Regions from separate parts of the Mus musculus genome. Here regions 1 and 3 are each linked to region 2. Evidence: chromatin loops called from intact Hi-C (ENCODE). Cell type or tissue: left cerebral cortex. All regions are shown on one strand.

Region 1 (8,000 bases), 80 kb after region 2:
ACAACCAAAACCAAAACCAAACCAAACCAAACAAAAATAAATAAATAAAAAAGTCAGTAACTGGAGAATGGCAGACAAGATAGACTTATTTATTTATTGCCTATTAGTTCCCTTTTCTTCTTTCTTCTTTGAGCAAATGTTTACTGAGCCTCTTTATGCACATCGGGCAGTATGGTTTTTAGAAAAACATATTGGGCAGTATGTTTTATAGAGTAGCACATGGTTGCTACCCTCAAAAGTTTGCAGTGTAATTGGGAAAACAAAACATAATTTCAAAAAGATAAATCACAACAGGAGCTCTGTCCTGAGGCCAGGGGGAATTGTATACCATGTGCGCAGAGGAAGAGTCAACCTGAGGTGGGAGAAAGCTTCCCGGAGGAGGGGGAGTCCCAGCCACGCCTTTAGGATGGAAAGTGTTGGGAAAGGCAGGGAGATCATTCCAGCCAAGGAGGTCTCTGGACAGAGAGAGGATGGCGTGTGTTTGAGGAAATGCACACTGAACAGAGTGAATTCTGGGAGCCTGAGCCAGGCACTGGCCTCTCTTCTCATTGAGATGGCATAGGGCTGTACGAGCGCGTCATGACAGTGTGATGGTATTGCCAGCTTGACAGGATTTACTGTAAGAGACAAGCCTCATGCTTGTCAAGGCTCATCCAGATTAGATGGAGGTGAGAAGACCTGCCTTAACTTCGAACGGCACCATGGGCTGGGTCCTCCACTGGGTGAAATGAAGAAATGGAGCTGAGTGCTAGCATTCATCTTCCTCCTGTTTCCTGAGTGTGGATACAGCATGACCAGCTGTCTTAGGCCCATACCACCATGACTCCCAAACTACGATGGAGCCTAGAACTGTGAACCAAAATAAACCTTTCCTTCCATACGTTGCTTGGGTCATGGCAACAGGACAAGAAACTACTATAATACAAAACCTGCATTGTTGAATAGGAGCCAGAAGAAACTCCATAAGGCCAAGAGAGAAAGCTGTGCTTAGAGGAATGTGTCTGGCCAGTGATAGCAGGACCTCTTAGGTTGTGTTGGAGACCAAGGACTCTGATCTTGGGTCTTGGGAAGGAGCCTAGAATATCCAGCTGAGCAGGAGAATTCTGGCTGGACACTCTGGCTTTCAGACCTGCTGGTGTGAGGAATGTCCTGTTTTCAGCTTTGCCCTAGTTTCTCCTGGAAGTCTTTGGGTCCTTCTGCTGCTACTATAGAAGAACAATCTGTGCCATTTTCCAGCCAACTACAGCCTTGTTTCTCCACAGCCTTTAAAATGGCCAGCTTCTAAGTTTCCTTGAAAGAAATCTTGCCGAGAATGCTAATGGGTAAAGCATATACAAGTAGGTATATGCTACTGGGTGTGGTGATAAATATGTGAAGCACTTGGGAAGTGGAGGCAGGGGGATCAAGGCAGGGCCAACTAAATGAGACTCTGTCCAAAAAAAAAAAAAAAAAAAAAAAAAAAAGCAAAGAGGAAGAAAAGTGGATGAGGATGTTAGAACTCAGGCATTGTTGATTCTTAAACTGGCTGAACCAGGATTTAAACACTGGCCCAGGTAAACAGGGACAATGGCTGGCCATAAAGGCCCTAAGCAAGGAACGAATTGATCCCCACACTTTTTCTCGAATGATCGATCCATGGAAGATGGGTGGAGTCTAACTTGGAAGATGGACAAGATTTGGGACAGGTAGACAACTAAGGAAGTTACTGAAGTCATCCAGACATGAGTTGGTGAGAGCTAGACACTTGGAAGAAGGAAGAAGGCTTATAAGATGCAGGAAGTAAACAAAAGCAACCCAGGAAGCTCCTGAAACATGCAAGATTCATAAGACTCTCTTCCCCAAGCCCATAACACAGTAATCTATAGAGAGAATCTAGTGGGGAGCCACCTGTGGGTGTAGGAGTCTCTGGGAGTGCAGTTTTGTGAGTTGTCATTCATGCTAGGGTAGGTTTCTTGGTGAATCACTGTGTTCCTATAAGTAACCCCAGGAAACTCACCGGCTCTCTAAGCTAGATTTGGGTGGAATTGGTTCTTTGATCTGTCATCAATGCCTTGTTGTGGTGAATAACTGTTAAGATCTCCCCAAGAAAAGTCACACAACAATCAGATTCAAGAACCATTCCTAGGACAGAAGACATAACTCAATGGTTAAAAGCACTCAGTGTTCTCTCAGAAGACCCTGAGTTCTCTCCCAGCCATGATGTGGTGGTTCACAATCACCTGTAACTCTAGTTTTAGGGGGTTTGACAACTTCTTCTGGTATCCTTAAGCATCTACACACATGACATTCACTTACATAAATACACACACATACTCCCTTATAAAAATAAAAGTATATTAAAAAAAAAAGAAAAAAGAACATTCCTAATGTGACATACACCTGTAACCCCAGCATTTGGGAGGCTGAGACTGGAAGTTCATACCTGTAAAATAAAAATAAAATATAGCCGGGTGTGGTGGCACACACCTTTAACTCTCAGGAGTTAGAGGCAGGTGGATCTTTATGAATTTGAGGCCAGCCTCATCTATATACTGAATTCCCAAACAGCCAAGGCTATGTAGAAAGAGCCTGTCTCAAATAAATAAATAAATAAATAAATAAATAAATGTTTTAAATATGAATACAAGCCCTTTCTTGGAAAAGAAGCTTGGTGCTAGAGATAAGAGTTAGCCACACACTGGTAGACACAAAGGAAAAAGTTTGAGTCAGAAACCTTAGTGTGACACAATTTTCTCTACACTTGTTTTCTTCTTCAATGGTGCCATCATTGTTACCTTTACAAGTGAATAAATGTGTGTGTGTGTGTGTTTACATATATATGTAAAACAGTTAAAGTGGAAGAGGCCATGAATTTGGAAGAGAACAGGGTGGGATATATAGGAATGTTAGAGGGAGAAGGGGGAGGGAGAAATTATATTTTAATCTCAAAAAAAATTTAAAGGCTGTATAATTAATTTACATAGTTTTTTGAACGAACCCCCCCCCCCCAGCCCTCATCCCCGTTGCTTCCTGCTGCAGGGCATGGAGCCGCCCTTTGGTGTGGTTTGTATACTCAGTGAGACTCCCTTGAGAGATGATTTTTCCTTTGTGGATGGTTGGGGCTGGGAGCTCATGTCTTTTTCTCCATCTTAGAGCTGGGACTAGGTCAGGTCTGGATCCGTGCAGACGCTAGCTAGGCATGCTGCCACAGTTGACAGTGAACTTTCTACACAGCATTATCAAAACAACGCTGTTGAACACCCGTACTCAATAGAGCCAAGAAGTTTATGGTACTATCTGCAACGCGGGGTCAGTTAAAAACCAGTAGACAAAAACCTTTCTTTTTCTTCCATTTGTCCTTCTTGTTTATTTTGTGTGTGTGTGACAGGTCACACGAATCCCAGGGCAACCCCAAACCTGCTCTTTGGGCTGGGATGACCTTGTACTCTGATCCTCCTGCTTCAACCTCTCCAGGGTTGGGATCACAGGTGCGTGCTGCCATTGCCGACTTCCTTTTCCCTTTATTTATTTTCTTAATTTTTAAGAAGTACGGTGCCCAGAAAAGATGATTAGTTAAGGACTGACTGAGTAGATGAAAACAGACGACTGGATGGATGACCCTTCTAAATGGCGGACTCGTCCCCCTTTCCAATTAAACAAATTTGTGTTGCCCTTCACTGAATTCTGCCCCAAGCTGGCCCTTGGATAGAAGCCTGTAGAAGAGTTCCTGGAACAGCAGACCACAAGCCAGGACTCCTAGTTCCCATGTGCCATCAAAGCAGGAGCCACAAGAGCATGCTTAGCGACGACCTAACAGAGCTTGGCAGGCTGCACCTGTAGAGTGACAGCCCTGCTGGTGAGGGGCCATGTGCTACCTGCATCCTCGTCCAACCCCACCCCCACCCCACCCCCCGCGGTGGCAGTTCCTTCTAAGACGCGGGCTGAGTGCTGAGTCGCTGAGAGGCGAGCTCTCCATGTGACTTCAGTTTCCGTTGGTTCCTTCCGCAAGTGCTAAAATAATCTGATGCCCCAGAGCGAGTAGGCAGCGCAGCAGCGGCAAGTGCTGTCCAGGAGGCTGGGGCCCTGGAGACGATGCGCCCCGCGGAGCCGCCTGGGCCTGCGGGAGCAGTGAGTATTTCTTGCGTGGGTTCGTTGAGCATTGCCGGGCTACAAGAGGTGGGCGAGCTGGGACCGGGTTGGGTGGTGGGAGGTTAGGCATCAGCTCCCCCACCCCACGCACGCCGCGCTCAGGCTCATTGTGAAGTTGTGGTATCCAGTCTCTCCGCCTCTGGGCTGGATTTGGGGGGGGGGCTACACCTTTGGTGTAGGTGGAAGTCTCAGGAACTCTTACAGCTGAGAGAGGAGGTGTGTGATGTGGGAGAGGCACGTAGGGCTTTACAACCAGCTATGGTTTGATTCCTGGCTCTTTCAGGGAGAGTGTGAACAGGTTAGGGAACTTTTCGGAGCCTCCTTTTTTTTCCTCATCTACACAGTGGTCAGTGCTCCTTGCCTAGTCTGAGTGACCGGACGTCATGAGAGGACGCTGTGAACACTCAGCATACGGGTGTTTGCATCGACTCCTTTGCCCATCAACATAAATTGAGACCCACCATTACACAGGCAAAGACACGGAAATCCATCCACAGTCGCACTTACTTAACCGGGATCTTCCCAGGGTCAGCTGTGTGTGTACATCCAGAAGACAGCAAAAGCCCTTCTCCTAGAGCCTTTGTCCTGGGTAACTTGTGCTGGGGTATTATTTGGTCCACAGCTACCCAAGTGTCAGAGAGAGAGATTAGAGCCAGGCTCTCCTGACTCCTGCTCAGTGCTCTGCTGTGGTCCTCTCGGCCTCTGCAGGCACAGACACACATCCATGGACCTACCCACAGGCTCGCTCGCACTCAGGAGCTGGGCAGGGAAAAGCACTGCTCTCCCTGCAGTTGCTAGCTCACCATTGCGCTGCGGCGATGACCACGTGCCCCACTGTAACTAGGATCGGAGCAGACTAAGGAAGGCTTTCCAGTGTCTCTCTCTGCTACTGACCGTGAGGTACGGACAGTTTTCACGGTGTTTGAGGCCTGGGGACACCCCCTATGAGCTTTATATGTGAGCCCCAGAGTTCCTAGAGGGGGTTATAGACTCATGGGCCCAGAAAAACAAAAAACAAAACAAAACAAAAAACCTCAACACTTAGGTTAAAATCAAAACCAAACAGCCTCACAAGAGAAGGTGCCTTCATTTGACTGGTCCTTCGAGAGAACTCTGGACAATGGTACACACTCCACCAGGCTGTCCTGGAGCTCATTAGCTTCTAAGCCAATCTCCACTGGCCTGACTTGTGAAGCAGGAGGCAAACCCTTTCTCCTTAGTGATAGAACTGTCCGTGGATAGATTCTTGGGGAACTAGCTTCTGTACTGTGTCTAATATAAGCCAGTGACACAGAAGATTGTAACAGGGCCAGCCTCCTTCGTAGTCCCTATTGACTGGAGTCAGGATTGGGATCGGACCAAAATACCTAACAAAACCCAAAGAAACAAAACCTGGACTTCTTAAGGAGGCATGGTCTGGTCGAACAGTAAAATGTAGTCAACAATGCTGAACTGCAGGTCTGAAAATGGCTAAATGATAGAGTTTATGTGATAAAACAGATGAAGGGAGGGAGGGAGGGAGGGAGAGTGTGTGTTTCCCCCCCAAAAAAGCAACCAAGCAGTTGTTATCAGAAGCGGGGGAAATGAAGTTGCTAGACAGACTTTTCAGGACAAACAGAATCAGGGGCTGAGACCCAACGTTTTGTGTCTTCAGTGTGTGACTTTAGCCTCAGCAGAGGGCACAAAGGAGGAAGTAGAACTTTGCCCTGGTTCTCACCAGTGAGGTGGGTACAAAGAACAAGGCTGGGACCAGTGATGCGCTCAGCGTGGCCACAAAGTTCTGTGAGGTCCCCAGGGACTCCCCTCCTCAAGCCCCAGCCTCCACATTTACCACCCTCAGGCACTGTATGTGGGCTCACCTTGAGTGCTGCTGCCTGGCCCTACCTCTAAGAAAGATAACAATCTGGAGGGGATTTCTCTGCAGGAGATAGCATTTGAGGCTCTGACTTTCTTTCACACAGCTTCTGCTCAGTGAACCCTGTCTATCTCTGGTAGCCCTGGTATCTCCTGGCTTTCCTTGTCTCCCTTGGATGCTAAGACTGAGCACTGACCCTCAGCCATCAGCTCTCTCCCTGCCCGGCCTGGGGCCACATCTTTCAACTTCAGGCAAGTTAATGGTCCTTGTAACCACCCACCAAGACACTTGAAACTTCCCCAAGGGGACTGTTCTCAGCCTCAGCCTCCTCAACGTTGGTCTGACAGGTTTTCAAAATTTTGTGTTTACTTAACTAAGGTGATTGACCAGAGGTCAGAAGATGTCATTAGATCCCCTGGGACTGGAGTTAACAATGGATGTGAGCTACCATGTGGTTGCTGGGAATTGAACTCAAGTCCTCTGGAAGAGTAGCCAGTGCTCTTAACTGCTGAGCCGTCTCTCCAGCCCCTACTTACAGGAATGTTTAAAGAGTTCCGTTGTTTTATATGCACTCTGAAGTATTTTAGAAGAGCTGTACTGGTGGCCATGGTATTTGTTTATTTGTTTGCTGTTGATGACTGAATGCAGGACCTTGGGCACGCTAGGTCAGGCTCTTCCACTGATCAGCCAGGTCAGGGTTCTCTTCTGCCTCCCACCCTTTTAAAGTTTTGTTTTGAGAACAGGTCATGAAATTGCACAGGCTGGCCTCAAACTCACCATCTTCCTGTCTCAGCCTCCTCAATGCTGGGATTACAGATGTTTTACAATGCCTAGCGATTTGGCTTTTTTTTCCCTAAATATTTAATCTACCTGTATTTGAATGTGTGTGTGTGTGTGTGTGTGTGTGTGTGTGTGTGTGTGTGTGCGAGCGCACACACACAATATGCATGGAGGAATTCACAGTCTCAGGAGAGAGTATCAAATCCTGTGGAACTGTATTTACATGCAGTCATGAGGCCCCATGTGGGTGCTGGGAACTGAACCCAAGTCCTCTGCAAGAGCAGCACACCCTCTTAACCAGTGAGGCACCTCTCTGACCCTGTCTATTTGTGCTGGGGTATGTGTTTGTTTGTTTAAGATTTATTTGTATTGCTCTTTATTCATTTGTGTGTCTGTGTGTGAGCCTACATTGTACATGCAGGAGCCTTTGGAGACTGGAAGCATTGAATCCTCTGGAACTGGCAATGTTGTTGTGAGCCACCAGAGGTAGGTGCTCCTTGACGTCTATTTTTATATAATAATAATAATAACAACAATAACAAATGAGTTGAGTGGTGGTAGCGCACACTTTCAATCCCAGCACTTGGGAGGCAGAAGGAGGGGAATATCTATGAGTTTGAGGCCAGACTGGTCTACAGAGTGAGTTCCTTGACAGTTAGGGCTATTACAGAGAAACCCTTGAAAAACCAAAAATGAATCAGTGAATAAATAAATAAATAAATAAATAATACAATGAATTGAAGGATAAGTAAAATATGATAAAAATAAGTATAGTAAAATGTTATAAGCAGAAGGTAGGTAGGTGGTGGATATACAGTGGTGCCTGATGACAGACTTTTTCGATTTTGTTCTATGCTAAAGTCTTGTCTTGTCTTTTCTTTTCTTTCCTTTTCTTTTTTCTTTTGGTTTTTCCAGACAGGGTTTCTCTGTGTAGCCCTGGCTGTTCTGGAACTCACTCTGTAGACCAGGCTGGCCTCGAACTCAGAAATCCTCCTGCCTCTGCCTCCCAAGTGCTGGGATTAAAGGCGTGCGCCACCACGCCCGGCTTTCTTTTCTTTTCTTTAAAGATTTAATTATTTTATGTATATGAGTACACTGTAGCTGTCTTCAGACACCCCAGAAGAGGCATCAGATCCTATTACAGATGGCTGTGAGCCACCATGTGGTTGCTGGGATTTGAACTCAGGACCTCTGGAAGAGCAGTCAGTGCTCTTAACCAACTCAGCCATTTCTCTAG
Region 2 (8,000 bases):
ACCCCACCCCCCAAACCAAAACAGAGATCGCAGAATGATATCACTAGATATTTCAGAGACTTGTCTTAAGAAAGGCAAGATAGGGGCTGGAGAATGGCTCAGCGGTTAAGAGCACTGACTGCTCTTCCAGAGGTCCTGAGTTCAAATCCCACAACCACATGGTGGCTCACAACCATCCATGAGATCTGATGCCCTCTTCTGGGGTTTCTGAAGACAGCTACAGTGTACTTACATATAATAAATAAGTAATTAAATAAATCTTAAAAAAAAAACAAAAAAAAATGAGCAAAAAAAAAAAGGTAAGATAAAGGATAAAGTATTTGATAACTGGATTATCTCTACCTTTATGTTTTTTTTTCAGTGTTTTTTTCAGCCATACCTTTATTCATTAATTTCTACTATCTATATGTACAAGCCTGGGGGATAGGGGAGAAAGCGAGTGTGATCAGAAACTGTCTGAATCTGTCTTCTTGCCCAGTTTGGTCCCAGCCTCATGGCTCATGTGATCCTCTCACCTGAGGCTCCTAAGTAGCTGGAGCTATAGACTCTTTGTACCATGGTGCTCTGCCTATGCCTTTCAATCTAACCATTCTCTATAGTTCTTTACTTTCTTTTCAGAGCCACAAAATTTAAAGGAAATGTAACTGTCATTCAGACAAAATTTGGTTCAACATTCAGGAGCCATGAAGAGAGAGGCCATTATTATAATGTGTGAGTCAACGCTCCTTCATAGCTTTGGACTAAAGTTAGTCCTGATGTGGAGAAACTAAGTGACAACCAAAACAACCAGAAGACTGTGGCATTAGCATGACCACAACAGACAAGAATTTGGGTTACTTGGTGCAAGACATCTTGAGGAAGGGATTAGCAAATCATAAGCATGTAATTATACCAGGGTAGGGAAGCAGCTGCTGTTCATTTGTTTTTACTAAAAACCAGGAAGTTAATTACACATAGGTGGATCTCAGGCAAGGTTTACTACATAAAAATTGCATGACACTGGACTTGATGCCTGAGTCTGTGAGCCCTATTATTATAATAATCACTTCATAGAGCTGCGTTGAGAATTATATATAAAAAAAAGTCAGATTAAAAGATCTCATCTATGCCTGGCTCACACTGTAGTTCTTTTACTTTATTTTATGTGTATAGCATGTATGTGTGTACAGCTCAGTCATTCCCGAAGCCAGAAGAGGGTTTGGCTCCCCTTGAACTTAAGCTACAACTCAGGTTAAGCCTTGAGCACCCATATGGGTGCTAGGAACGAACCTAGGTCCTCTACAAGAGCAGAAAGTGCTCTTAACTGCTCAGCCATCACTCCAGTCTCTATTATTCTTTTTCTAAATGCTCTTTAAAATAGCATAACTAAATAATGCTAGGTTCTTTTCCTCCCAGGAAATCATCTTTATGTTTCCACCTTACCTCATTCTAGGGATTAACAAATTACCAAACAAAACAAAACAAAAAAACCCAACAACAACACGTTTTTCTTAATCTTTTTACTACTACTTTTTACTGAACACACTATATTTTGTCCAAAAAGATTGTGACACTTAGTATTCAAATGACACTTTGAGATTACCTACACTTGTTTATTTAATCTCAAATATAATAAAACCTGCGTATTTACGAGGGTTGCTCAGGTTTAGCCACCTTACTTTGAGAATGGGTTCTGGTGAGTCCCCTACGGCGCTAGCCAGGAAAAGAAGATGTCAATTTCTCAAGGTAAAAAAAAATAAAATATAATAAAATGGATCTAACCTGACCACGACAAGAGGTCCTCAACTGCGCAAAGGGAAAGGAAATTGATCCAAGCGACCTGAAGGTGAAGGATCTAAGAATTGGCTAGCAAAAAAGGGAAGTGTCGTGAACAAAGTTAGAGAGGGAGCAGAAACCAAGTGAGACGGGAAACTCCGTAGGAAGAGAGGCCAAGGAGAGCCGAGTCAAGGCCATTAGAGGAAAAACAGAAAAAAAGCACTTGCGAACAGATCCGAACCCCGCTGGCCAACAGCCTCATACCTGGGCTTCCCGTTCCCGGTGGCGCCGAGCGATGACCTCACACGCAGCATCCAATCCCATCAAGCTTTAGGGAGCGAGGCGCCTCTGCCGAACAGTCACTTCCGGGCAGAGAGGCGCGGCGGGCGAGCTGGGCGTGCGCCCTTGCTTCTTGCCCTCAACTCGCATGGCGGATCCCGGGGCGCGTCGCGGGCAGGCCGGGCGAGGCGGGCGGTTCCGGCGCCCGCGCTGAGCGGCTCCGAGGGGCGGGAACCCGAGCGGCTCGCGCCATCTGCCCTCAGTGAGGCGGGGCGCGCAGCGGACGCCCCGGGGCAGGGGCGGGAGCGGTGGAGGCGCGAGCGGCTGGCGCTGAAAGGGGCGGTGAGCGAGCCGCTCGCGGCTGTAGGCGAGGCTTGGCCTCCCGCGCCGAGACGGGGCGAAGCGGCGGCGGCGGCGGCCCTCGGGCCGGCTGGTGAGGCGATGGCGGCGCCGGGCCCGGGGGCTGGGGCAGCCTCGGGCGGCGCTAGTGGTGGCGGCGCCGGTGCCGGCGGCGGCGCCAGCGCGGGCTCGGGGTCCTCCGGGGTCGGCGGCCGGTTGCCCAGCCGGGTGCTGGAGTTGGTGTTCTCCTACCTGGAGCTGTCCGAGCTGCGGAGCTGCGCCCTGGTTTGCAAGCACTGGTACCGCTGCCTCCACGGCGACGAGAACAGCGAGGTGTGGCGGAGCCTGTGCGCCCGCAGCCTAGCAGAAGAGGCTCTGCGCACGGACATCCTCTGCAACCTGCCCAGCTACAAGGCCAAGGTGAGGGAATCCCGGGGCCACGTCGAAGCTCGGCTCCTCTCCCGCCCGCCGCTCTCGGGGTTTATCTTCAAAGCTTGAGTCAGAGGTTTCACCTCAGCATCCCGCCTTCCCACGGCTTCAGCCAGTCAGGACCACTCTCACCCCTCCTCTCCATAACGATCTTTTCTTTGGATTGAAGTTCTGCTTCGTAATCCACCTCACTTTTTAAAATACTAGGTGGTTTCCCATCATTCATTTTCAGCAGTCTTTCTACTTTCGACAGTCTTTGCTCTTAAAGACAGATCACCAGCCGATACTCATGAGCATGTATTTTTTCTGGCCTCCAAGTAGACTTAAGGCATTAGTTCGTCGATGTCGCTTTAAAATAGGTCTAGTTGCTGGGATCTTTTGCGTTCACTACCCCTTTTCCTAGCTCTGATTAACAAGAACATTATTTTCACCCACGTTCTCTTAGGGCCACAATATTTCACGATTCCAAGTGATGATAAGACTAGGCATCCTGCTAATTAACTTGTAAGAAAGAGACTTTACTATTACTTCCTCTCATTGGCACCATATAACTCATCACACTGCCTTGTCCTGCTGTGATTGATAACTTTTTCATAGTTCTACTCAGGTGATGGCTCTTCTGGCATCTAATATGTTGATTCCTGTTTTGCTGGTTTTGTTGTTGTTGTTGTTCTCGCTTCTTGTGCTTTCATAACAAAATTAAAATGCTAACAAACAGGTCATGGCAAGACCAAGTATTCTCCAGCCCAAACAAACAAACAAAAGGCCTTGGGTTAAGCTCACATAGATAGATGGTAGCTCTTCAGGAGAGCAGTCATCAAAGGCATATGAAGCCGGTGTGATGGTGCATTCCTTTAATCCCTGCACGCCACAGGCAGGTGCATCTCTGAGTTCAAGGCCAGCTTGGTCTGCCTAGTGAGTTCTAGGACAGCCAGGGCTGTATAAAATGAGAGATGATAAAGTCTGACCTGGAATGTGGTAAACACTCTTTTTTTAATGCTAAATTGACAGTGAGTGTCTAAGTCATTTTTAAATGTGAAATAAATCCACTATTTCTTTTAATATACATGTATTATTGTAAATATGTGTATACACTTATGTCTGTTTTTGGAGACAGGGTCTCAATGTGTAGTTCAGGATGGTCTCCAACTTGCCAACTTTCTGTCTGTTCCTTCAGAGTGCTGGGATTATAAGATGGGTCACAGCTACTGGTATATTCTTTTATATTAAAACAAGTTTTGGTGTGATAAGAGAAGGAACACTGCTGTTGAACATGTCAATTATCAGATAGTCTTTCTTTTTTTCTGAGACAGGGTCACAATATTCAGCTCACAAGTTCTGAGTCTAAAAGTGCCACCACTCCTGGCAAAAAAATTTGCATTTTTGTATTTGATAAAAATACACATGGGTGCGCACGCACACACACACACACACACACACGCACACGAAGAATACCAGTGCCCACAGAGTCTAGAATAGAGTGCCAACTCCTGTAGCTGGAGTTACAGATGCATGTGACCCCCTGCAACATATATCCACCCCCCCAACACTGGGATTGAATTCTGGTACTCTGGAAAATCAGGGAGCACTCCTAACTGCAGCCTAAATTGATATTAGTTTTGTATATTTCCAGAGAGATTTTAGTTTTAAGTCTCTAATGCCTCATTTAACTTTCTGCTATATGTACTGCAGCTACAAGATAGGCTGGTACTTACCCTGGGTTCTTTTAGGTGACTATTTTGAAGATGGAAGATTAATTTAGGAGGACTCAGAAAGCTAGAAGTCTTTTTTTTTTTTTTTTTTTTTTTTGGTTTTTCAAGACAGGGTTTCTCTGTGTAGTCCTGGCTGTCCTGGAACTCACTCTGTAGACCAGGCTGGCCTCGAACTCAGAAATCCGCCTGCCTCTGCCTCCCAAGTGCTGGGATTAAAAGCGTGCACCACCACCGCCCAGCTAAAAACGAAAAAATCTTACCAACACTTTGCCTTATGGGGAAGTAGTGGAGTGCATGTGTGTTTGTTTGTGTGTGTGCCTGCCTGCGTGCCCGTGTTTCTTTTTGTTTTGTTTGTTTGTTTGTTTTCAGTACTGAGGATTGAATACATGCTAGCTACACCCCCAGCCTGGAGGAATATCTATGAATCTGATCACTGTAGTTGTAAAACTGTATCTGGTAAATATTATGAATGAGAGTTGCATGCTAGTCTGAGAGTCAGTAGGGGAGGTTTTAACTAGGTGCGGAGGGCAGGAAGAGACTTCCTCATAAGACATGGTGCGTAAGCTCAGTGACACCTCAAAGTGTTCCTCCAAGAGGAGCAAGAAGAGCCTCTGAGGAGGGAGTCTGGCTTGTGTGAGAAACAAGAAGACTGTCAGCAGCTGCAGAGTGTACAGGCCATCTGGTTTGAGTAAGGTGAAAGGACTGGGACACGCACACTCCAGTGAAGCTTTTCCAATTGGAAGCCAGAACAAAGGCCTTGGGGAGTGGTGGCATGACCAGTTTGTGGGTTAGTTTTGACTCCACTATGGAGAACAGGTTGGAGTTTGATTTTAGAAATGTGGTAGATCCATTAGAGAGGATGTAGTGAAGGAGATGGAGAAAAATGGACAAGCTTAGGGAATAGAAGCTGCAGAATTTGATGACTGTTCCTCCTATTGCCTTTAGATATGGCACTAGGATTTTAGGTCATCATAAATTAAAATTGATTTTTTTTCACTCAGAGAATATTAAGATACTGGGATTATCTATGTATTCTCTGAAATTTGCGGGATCAAACAGTTTTTGGGGTTTTTGTTTTAAAGACTAGAATTTGGCAGTAGTTTTGAACTAGAGCTGAGGAGGGAGGAGCTAAGGGTGACTTGTAGATAGTATTTGGCTTACATAATCTAAGTATCACTTGAGGGAGAGTTTGAAGGAAAATGACAGCAAGTTCACTTGTGGAAGAGCAGAATTCATAGTGCTTTTGAGATATTCACCATATTTCAGATAGGCAGCTTCTGGTAGCCAAGGATTAGAGGCAGTCTAGGCTCAAGATAGGAATTTCTAGTTGGATTGAATGAAGGGAAATACGATTGCAAAGGTGTCCGGGAACTAGCTATATTATGGAAGAAGGCCTTTTGAAAGTCTTTGATATATTCTTTGGGCTTTATTCTGCAATTGGAAAAGCCATACAAGTTTGACCAGAAGAACAGTGAAGTAAAACTGTGCTTTAAAAAGATTAGGCCATGAGAGACAGAGGGCACGTAGAGGAAAGACACGCCTGGAGGAGCTGTCCCAGAGAACAACTTCACATAGGTGACTGCGGGCACCCAGTGGGATTAGGGAAGGTGGGTGCAGCAGAACTCCCAAGGAGTCTGGGCAACCGAAGGCTGAGGGTGAGAAGTGTTTGGTTGATTCATTTTGTTCTCTTCCTTCCCATCCCTACCTTTTCTCTCCTCCTTCCCTGCTGTGGCCCAAAACCAAGCCTGATCTATGCTTAGCACTCACTCTGCCATTGAGCTACATAATTTTTTTTTTTTAGATTTTATTTATTTATTTCATATATATGATGAGTCACTGTAGCTGTCCTCAGACACAGCAGAAGAGGGCATCAGATCCCATTACAGATGGTTGTGAGCTACCATGTGGTTGCTGGGAATTGAACTCATGACCTTTGGAAGAGCAGTCACTGCTTTTAACCACTGAGCAGTTCTGAAACGTTCCTTTTTTTTTTTTTTTAATAACTCAATTTTACTTATTTCCAAGTAGCACTTATCCCAGATATTTTGTATCTAATTATACCCTAACTTTCAGACTTATATCCTGAGCTAAGCTTTTTTTATTTTTGTTTTTAGGAGCAGAATTTCAGTTTGTTGAGAAAGGGTGGGTACTCTGGAGAGTGAGGGTGGGCCAGGGGGAAGTGTGTGCTGGGCTAGGTCTTCATGCTGTTGAAATAAAAAAATCTAGGTTCTTCAGAAATAAACTATGACGTAGCCCTGGCTGTCCTGGAACTTGCTCCATAAGCCAGGCTAACCTCGAACTCAAAAGACCCAACTTCCTCTGCCTCCTGAGTTCTGGGATTAAAGGTCCACTTGGCCTTTAAAATTTATTAATTGGGTATTTTTTTCATTTCATATGAATATTTCAGTATTTGTTCTAAAAACGACCCATAACATAATCATGATACTACTGTCATCTCTAAAATGAAACTGACAGTAATTTCTTAATACAAGTTGTCTCATAAATGTGAAATATTATAGTTTAATTTATAGTTTATTTAATCAGTATATGTTCCTTTGACAAGGAGTCTCTAGGTCTTGTAAGGCTTAGTATACAGTATACAGATTGATTGCATCCGCCACCTCCTGCTCCTTCAGCTTATTGGTTACCATCTACGTTCCTTAATGTTTACTCCGGTTGTTCTTCTCTCCTTCCCGGTTCCTGTAGATGCTACACTGTAAAGCACTGACCAATTGAGATTACAGTAGATTTCTGTTTAGTTGGTTGGTTGGTTGGTTGATTAGCTGGTAGTTTTTTTACAAAATACTTTTTAATAAAATCATGTGCTTAGAGGTGTGGTAGGAAACAAGATCCTTATACTTGTGTGTGATGTTAGTGAATGGGAATTCAGGAGAGAGGGATGATGGGGATGGGGTGGTCCTGTCAAAGAATACCCTCATGGAGGTGGCAAGAGAAGGCAAGGAGAGGACGCATCGAGGGCACCAGGAGCCGGGCAGGCAGGTCGGAAGGAAATTCGGGCAGCCTGCTCTGGAAGGCTCTGAAGCCAAGTGGAGCTAGCAGTTGCTGTAGTGCTTTGTGTAGAGCTATCAAAAGTCTTTAGCTGGCGTGAGAGTCAATGGAAATACTGTTTTAGAAAGCGCTGGAAAGAGTTTAAGGTTAAGGACGGAGTTTGTAGACTTGTAGGGGGCAGAGGAAGGGAGTCACTATAAATGAATGTGGTAGAGTCAGTTCAGCAAAATAGGAAGCTGGAGTAGGAGGTTAAGGAAGAGGTTGTTAGTATCACTGGGGCAAAGGGAAAATGAGAGAAAAAAGCACCTGGAATTTTAAGAGTAGGAATAGGCAACAAGGAGATAGGAATGTAACTATCCTGAGGACTCGGGTCTCTTCGTGTCATTCTTTTTCTTTCTTTTTTTATGGTTTATTGATTTTATGTATGTGAGTACACTGTAGCTGTCTTCAGACACACCAGAAGAGACATCAGATCCC
Region 3 (8,000 bases), 91 kb after region 2:
AGGTTAAATGAAAATAAAATATTTTTTTTTAATCATGATGTTAAATTGAGTAATCAGTTGACCAATTTAGGGAGCATTTTGCCTTTCCCTGACCAAGCCATGAATGAAGGATTTTATGTGTGTGTAGAGATATGTATGTGTATGTATATATGTATGTACATAATTGATAGTAATACTACTTTTGTTTGTTTTTTGAGGGGGAGGGTCCTTAGTCTATACCCAGGGTCTAAAACTCATGGCAGTCCTCCTGTCTCAGCCTTGTGGGATAATAGATGTGAATCACTACACTGGACAAGATTTTGACCTTTGAAGACTCCAAGTCAGTTGTTTTGTAGTGCAGTACAGCCCTGGCTAGGATCCATTTGGGTTTCATCATGACTGGGTTCAGGGTATGCCCTCACACTTGGGGACTGTGAGGACAGAGAATTGCGCTGCTTCCAAAGTTCAGAGCACCTGGACAACTCTAGATCTGAACTTTTGCTGAAAGCTGGAGTCCTACTAATCTTGTACTGAGAATCCAAGGGAGCAAACCTGCCTGCCCGGAACTTTCTGTGCTGCCTGGGACCATGTGAAGTAGTCACAGTGGAGATGCTAAAGCTCTTTATGCTGTGGGCTGAGATCAGCTGCCCTTGCTTCCAAGATCCTAGGTGGCAGCTTCTGTGTGCTTTTACACAAAGGCAGACTTGCTTTCTCTCAGAGCTCTCCCTCTCTCTGCTACATAGTCACACCCTCTGTGTGTTCAGAGTGTCACCTTCGCAAGTGATGCTGCAACCTGCTTCTGATGACCCCTGTCCCCAATTCATAACTTCTTATCTCTAATACAAAATGACTCTGACAGCTACCTGCCTTCTCCACAAAGCCCCATTCTTTATGACTTTAAAAAGCTTCTCCATTTGAGGAGAAAGCTCTTAATTATGTGGTAATGTATGTATGACACTTGCTAACAGCTCCTTTAGCAACAAGGTTGCAGCCCCTTTCCTGGCAGCAGCTGGTATGGCAGGAACAGTTGGAGGGGTGGAGAGGTGAGGATGCCACCCTGTCGTCCCAGTATCCGGAGAGGGCTCCTGGGACTTCCTAGTGGAATATGATAACTGCACTGTTTAATCCCGGTCCCTGCAGTGCAGTGTCTCTTGGGAGCTTTCTGCAGATGTGTAGTCTAGAAGAGTGTTCCCAGCCTGAAAAACTGCTATTTTTAAAGTCTTTTACTTTTTCTCCATCATTTCATGCCTTGCACGCAGGACCTCCCACACCTGCTTGTCTGCTGCACGCTATTACTGAGCTACACCCCAGCCCGGGAACACCAGCCCTTTTAGTCTTTCATTTTGAAAGCCTCAGAAAGTTGATCAGACTGGCCTCAGAGTTGTGATCCTTTGGCCTCTGCCTCCCAAGCTGGCTGGATTACATTCATCACCACTGGTTCTACCTGTTTATCGAATACTGCTTCAAGGCCATTTCATTTACATCGTTAGATATCAGAAAGGAAGCAGAATAGTCCCAGCACTCGGGAGGCGGAGGCAGACGGATCTCTGAGTTCGAGGCCAGCCTGGTCTACAAAGTGAGTTCCAGGACAGCCAGAGCTACACAGAGAAACCCTGTCTCGAAACGAATAAACAAGAAGAAGAGGAAGAGGAGGAGGAGGAAGAGGAGGAGGAGGAGGAGGAGGAGAAGGAGGAGGAGGAGGAGGAGAAGAAGAGGAAGAGGAAGAGGAAGAGGAAGAGGAAGAAGAAGAAGAAGAAGAAGAAGAAGAAGAAGAAGAAGAAGAAGAAGAAGAAGAAGAAGAAGAAAAAAAAAGAAAGCAGAGGTCACCTAGAGTGTTTCAAATGGGAAATGTCATGCAGGAGATTGTCAGAAAATCATGGAAGAGGCTAAGAAGCCAAACAGTAGCCCCTTGGCTCCTTGGCCATGCAGAAATCTGTACCCTCGGTAGGAGGGAGGAAGGGAGGATGGTGGTCCCAGAGTCTGGGGTCACCAGCAAAGGCTCAAGGGGAGAGGGAAGGGAGAGATATTTTGGATTCTCCACTCTCCTGCCCCCTAACCTCCCAGCAGTGCTCCCAGTACGAAAACATACGGTGGGGAACAAGCAGAGCCTTCCGAGCTTGTCGCACGAGGCGGAGCATGGCCAGCTGAGGCCATCATCATTCTGACGATAGATAGCTGTTCACCAGCCTGCAGTGTGCCCACGGATCATCCCTTTCTTCTCTTTAAAAAATATATTTTTAGTTACATGCATGTGGTGGGTATAAACACATACATGAGTGTGTGTGTGTGTGTGTGTGTGTGTGTGTGTGGTACCCCGTGAGGCCAGAAGTGTTGGCTTTTCTGGAGCTGGATTTATAGGAGGTTGTAAGCCACATGACATAAGTACTGGTAATCAAACTCAGGTCCTCTGCAAATGCAGTGAGCTCAATTAACTGCTGAGCCGTCTCTCCAGCCACTTTCCTTGATTGTTAATATAGACCTTTAGATCCAGCCTTCCTAGATAGATGTTCTGAATTTAATTGGTATAGCCATGCAGTCATCCCTCTAGATGTTCACTCTGCTGTCTTTTTTTCTGTACCACACAGAGTTGATACATAAGAACAGCAGTCACCCAAGCTGCTAGGTGCTGTTTGGAGCTCATAAATAATAATTAGGTTATTAGCGGCTTTCATGGTTAATGAAGCACTTTTGCATATACCATCCTCGGCGGCACTCATAAAAGTCCGTGAGTGGATATCATTGCTCCTGTTTTGCAGGAGGACTATCCAAGTCTTGGAGACTTCACACCCATGATGGAGAGTGGAGACAGAATTTAAACTCTGGACTGTCAGGTTCCAAACTCTATCGTCTTTCTATGACATTCTGTTACTTAATGCCAGATGTTGCCCTTACAGGCATGGTGAGATTTATTCCTGTATGTATGTTGGTGTGTGTGTGTGTGTGTATGTATGTATGTATGTATGTATGTATGTATGTATTCTGGGCTAGTTGGCTGGGTTTAAGAGGAAAGAACACATTTAAATTTTGTAAACATTTTGGTGTTTCACAAATTAAAATTACGCTTGTGGGTGTAATTCTCTAGCACACCAGTCTGAAGCATTGTGCAGCCCTGGAAAGCTGCACTCTTGGCCTGCTGTACACATCGAGATTTAGTTTGTCAGTATTCAGGGTACAGCAGCACGTAGCAGCCCACGCATGACAGGAAGTGGAGAAGATTTACTGTGCTGACAATTCCCGTTTCCCTATCTCTCCTCTCTGTGAGCCGCAGGACGTTCAGTGAGATGAGAACGTGAGCGAGCAATTCTTTAGCGTCCTTGGCATTTTCTAAGTTTGGCAACCTTCTCTCAGGATGGGCGGGGATCCCAAAGTTTCAGGGGCGCTTGTATGTGTGTGTGGGAGGGTGCCGGGAGGACAGTGAGGACAGGAGTCCAGATGGCTCTGCATATGCCATCTGTGCCCTGTGCTGCAAATGTGCAGAAATGGAAAGAAGGCCCTGGGCGGGATTCCCAGAGGCTAGCAGGACTGATCCCAGATTGTTTCTGTGGCATCGGGAGCTGACCTGGCCTTCAGTGATTTCTGATAGTCTATTTTTTGCTGGTGGAGCATTCATATCTGTCCAGGATGTTAAATCACCCTTTGGGATGGGTACACATGCTAGAAGAAAAGCAAAGAGGTGGGAGGCAAAGGTGGCCTGTGTGTGTCAGTGCAAGGTCTGTAAGTGTCATGGAAGGTGAGGAGGTTCTTGTTAGCAGGGAGAGACTGAAGAGCTGCCCTGTGGTTCTTCCTGGTGAGGATGGGGCAGATGGACCTGGACCAGGCACTTGATGAAGCTAAAGGAGGTCAGGAATGCCCCAAGGCTGTTAGGTCTCACACTTGGAGGGTTGTCCAAGCAATTACATCTATGGGGGCGGGGTAGGGGGGAATCCCCCAGTTTCCCACTATGGAGCTCAGAGAGGGAGACCTGGACTGCTCTCAGCCCTTGATACTCAGACCATTTGGAATCCTGGATAGACCAGTATCATCCCTGGATCCTTATTCCCCTGGAATTTGTGAAGACGGTGCTGTTACCTCTTCATTGGAGACTTCTGTTATTAGATGTATCATTTCAAGCCTTCCCAGGACTGTTGTTCACACACAGACAAGAGAGCTACAGCTGCACTTCAGAATTTTTTTGATCCATCCAAAGATTGCTTTTTCATTTTCTCAAGTTTTTTTTTTCTTATCCAAGTGAAAACATGCACTTTTTTTGGTGGTGGAGGTGGGGAAGGGCCATATTTAAAAGAGCTAACCGATGTGATAGACATATTTCTGAAATCCGTCTTCTTTGTCTCTACCTCTGCCTCCTCCTCCTCCTCTTTTTTTCAAGACAGGTTTTCTCTGTGTAGTCCTGGATGTCTAGAAACTCACTTTGTAGACCAGGCTGGCCTCAAACTTAGAGATCTGCCTGCCTCTGCCTCCAGAGTGCTAGGATTAAAGGTGTGTGCCACCACTACCTGGCTTGAAAGCCTTCTTTCAGCAAGATAATTAATATATTTATGAGTCCAGAAGCTACAGTTAGTATTTCTATCCGAGTTTCTCCTTCTTTTGTCTATTCATTCATTCACTCATTCATTCATTCATTCACTCATTTGTTATTCGACGCGTTCTCACGACCGGCCAGGAAGAACACCACAGACCAGAATCTTCTGCGGCAAAGCTTTATTCTTACATCTTCAGGAAAAGAGAGCAAGAAGCAAGAGAGCAAGAAGCAAGAGAGAGAGAAAAGCAAGAGAGAGAGAAAAACGAAACCCCTTCTATTTTAAAGAGAACAACCATTGCCTAGGGCGCATCACTCCCTGATTGGCTGCAGCCCATGGCCGAGCTGACGTTCACGGGAAAAACAGAGTACAAGTAGTCGTAAATACCCTTGGCTCATGCGCAGATTATTTGTTTACCAACTTAGAACACAGGATGTCAGCGCCATCTTGTGACGGCGAATGTGGGGGCGGCTTCCCACAGTTCCCCCTTTTTCTTTTAATAAGAGCAAATAGGCCACCCATATTAATGAGAGTGGAGATAGAGGTCAAATCCCCAGTGTGTAGGTAAAGGAGCCATGTACAGGATTAGCTCTTAGGCTCACAGGCTTTTACCCAGAGCAACCCTGACCTGCTCCCGTGTCGTTTTGCCTGGGGGAAGGGAACTAGGACACTGAACCTTCATGAAAGATGACATGTCTCCCTAGAATAGGCTCATATATGCCGCAGAGCCTTTCCATTGCAGTGCTTAGCCTTGCAACTCTCTCGGGCTGCTGAAGCACACTCACTCTATCTCGTGCAATGAGACTAGCCTCGTGAGATATAAGAGCTGAGTGGCCAGCGACCTATTGCTTAAGCATAGATATATCAGGGGAAGCTCCATGTTCTAGTCCTGCAAGCGCCTGGGCAATAACCACCTTGTCTCTCTTAGTTTGGGCCTTAAGCTTACAGACCAATCAAAGAAGCAACACTAATCCACAGCAAAGTGTATCTCCAAATAATATTAATCCCACCCAATTTTTTAAAGAAAGAAAATGCTGAGGAGATCCAATTGGGTAATCCTTTGGTCAGCGACAGGTCCAAGCGCGTGGAGTTGACCTGAAGTCTCAATTCTCGAAGGATCTGTTTAAATTCAGCCATCCAATTCTGTAACATATACTGAAAAAGACTTTTTGACAAATTAGCTGCCCTAGTAAATTTAACATACTGAATGGAAATAACACACAATCCCGGAAACTTTTGTTCACATTCCTGCTGAGTTATTTGTCATAATACATCTAGTTGTTTCTGGACAAGATCTATGAGTTGATTAACCAGCATGAGACCTCCCTGTATCTTGACATTAGCTGAGGCCTGTTCATCTATGACTGTAGTCACTGAGGCTGACAAAGTGTTAATGGTGTCAGTCATCTGGACCTGTCCAGACAGAACCAAGGCTGTCTGAATTAAGGCCAAACCCAGTTCCCAGTTAGTGGTAAAAAGGCAGGAGAATACTTGAGCATTATACATCACCGTCATTGGGAGTGGAAATGTCGACATTATCCCCCAACGCTGCTCTCTCTTTATTATTGACGCCCTGGACATCACCAAGACGAGGGACATTAGTATTCCCTTGGTCAGTCTGGATTTTTCGGGTGAGTCTTTCTGGTACCCAAAATGGGTTGTCTTCATTCTGTGGGAAAACACAGATAGCTCCCCTGGATCTTATCAAGATAGGATCCGGGCCATACCATTTATTATCAAGGACATTTTTCCATTTAACCATCTCATTGGGCCTATCTGGCTCTGAACAATGACGTTCAGCCGCAGTATGGCCATGAGCATCAATATTTAAAAAATTGAGTGTAAAGAGTGCCAAAGACACCGACACTCTTGGTGCTCGGGGTACAGTCTCCTCAAAAGTTCCCCTCTTCTGTTTTATAAGATAGGCTTTGAGGGTGCGATGCGCACGCTCAACAATACCCTGTCCTTGAGGGTTGTATGGAAGTCCAGTCAGGTGGGTTACGTCCATCTGACGGCAGAACTGCTGAAATTTTTGCGACGTATAAGCTGGTCCATTATCAGTCTTAAGGAGTCTGGGTTTCCCCCAAGCACTCCATGCCTCAAGACAATGTTGAATCACATGTGAGGCTTTTTCTCCAGTTAACGGAGAAGCAAACATGATGCCAGAACATGTGTCAATGGACACATGGAGATATTGAAGTTTTCCAAAGGAAGAAACATGTGTAACATCCATTTGCCAGACCTGTAGAGGTCGAATACCGCGTGGGTTAATTCCCACATGAGGAACTGGCAAGAACTCACAGCAGCTTTGACATTGAGTAACAATGTCACGGGCTTCTTTTCTTGTCAAGGAGAAACGACTGCGTAATGTTTCAGCCGTCACATGAAAATTATTATGAAAATTTCTTGCAGCCTCTACCGGGGATGATAGGGCAGCAGCCACCACTTTAGTGGCCTTATCTGCCAAATCATTTCCCAGAGCCATGGGGCCAGGTAGGCCTGAATGGGCTCTAACATGAGTAATATAAACAGGAGATCTTCTAGATAACAAAACTAATTGTATCTGCTGAAAAATATTGGCAACTCTACTGGAAGGCTTAATCACTCCAGCCACTTCTAAAAGATTTACTGCATTTACCACATAACAGGAATCTGACACAATATTAAGGGGTTCTAAAAAGGTTTTTAAAACTTCTAAGACCACTAAACATTCTACCACTTGAGGTGAATTTTCATTATATTGTTTGGATACCACTTTACCATTAGCCACATAGGCACCTATGCCAGTTTTTGATCCATCAGTATATACCACAATCCCATTTTTAAGTGGGTTTCTTACTGTTATTTGTGGAAACACAACAGATTGATTTTGGGCAAACTGTAAGATTGGATGTTTTGGATAATGGTTATCTATTTTTCCTGAAAAGGAGGTAACTAAAACTGCCCAATCATTAGATGCGGCTGCCAAGGTTTGAACCTGTGCAGCGGTATAAGGTACAATTAAAAGATATGGACTTTGCCCAAAGTGGGTGATTGCTGCTTTTAGGCCTTTAAGGGCAAGCTGTGCAATTGCATCAGGATACCAATCTATTATTTTAGCTGGGGATACGTTTGGATGGATCCACAACAATGGCCCATTCTGCCACAAAACTGCAGTTGGCAATTGTGCTGTCTTAAAGACACACAAACTGAAAGGTTGCGAATCCTCAATACGTTGTAATTGTGCATTCTGTAAGGCTTTTTCCACCTTTTGTAAGGCCTGGTTAGCAGCTAGAGTAAGAGTCCTAGGGGAGGAGATATGAGGATCTCCTTCTAAAATACTAAACAAAGGCCTTAACTCAGCGGAAGGAATCTTTAAAAAAGGTCTGAGCCAATTAATATCTCCCAACAGCTTTTGAAAATCATTTAAGGTATGGAGGTGATCTCTTCTTATCTCTACCTTTTGGGGCACAATCTTATCTGGGGACACCACAGAGCCCAAGAATTGTCCTGTATCAGAAATTT

What was found. A loop is a pair of places that touch in the nucleus more often than their neighbours do. Peaks named below come from ENCODE experiments on the same cell type or tissue, not always from the same donor. Only the 100,000 strongest peaks of a DNase experiment are listed, where the experiment ranks them.
Region 1: it touches region 2 in a loop (2.5-fold over the local background); 3 of 42 quality-filtered maps call a loop at or near these places.
Region 3: it touches region 2 in a loop (2.3-fold over the local background); 3 of 42 quality-filtered maps call a loop at or near these places.

The regions. Positions count from the first base shown.
Region 1 is chr16:32,161,487-32,169,486 of GRCm38, reverse strand. Nrros (negative regulator of reactive oxygen species) reads left to right here and starts at 3,893. Exons shown (of 3, transcript NM_001347181.1): 1 at 3,893-4,107. In left cerebral cortex, no CTCF peak of the experiment used is centred here; DNase peaks (open chromatin) are centred at 1,169, 4,036 and 4,870; H3K4me3 peaks cover 1,862 bases; H3K27ac peaks cover 1,600 bases.
Region 2 is chr16:32,241,287-32,249,286 of GRCm38, reverse strand. Fbxo45 (F-box protein 45) reads left to right here and starts at 2,262. Exons shown (of 3, transcript NM_173439.2): 1 at 2,262-2,793. The coding sequence starts at 2,476. It overlaps Wdr53 (WD repeat domain 53), which reads right to left and starts at 2,060. Exons shown (of 3, transcript NM_001185162.1): 1 at 2,020-2,060. It overlaps Gm25848 (a small nucleolar RNA gene), which reads left to right and starts at 5,432; the gene lies at 5,432-5,575. In left cerebral cortex, no CTCF peak of the experiment used is centred here; DNase peaks (open chromatin) are centred at 2,117, 2,658 and 4,227; H3K4me3 peaks cover 2,639 bases; H3K27ac peaks cover 1,322 bases.
Region 3 is chr16:32,149,948-32,157,947 of GRCm38, reverse strand. All of the region lies in intron 1 of Nrros (negative regulator of reactive oxygen species), which reads left to right. Among named protein-coding and RNA genes, the nearest start is that of Nrros, 12 kb to the left of the region's middle. In left cerebral cortex, no CTCF peak of the experiment used is centred here; DNase peaks (open chromatin) are centred at 2,201, 2,742, 3,321, 4,159 and 2 more places; H3K27ac peaks cover 1,268 bases.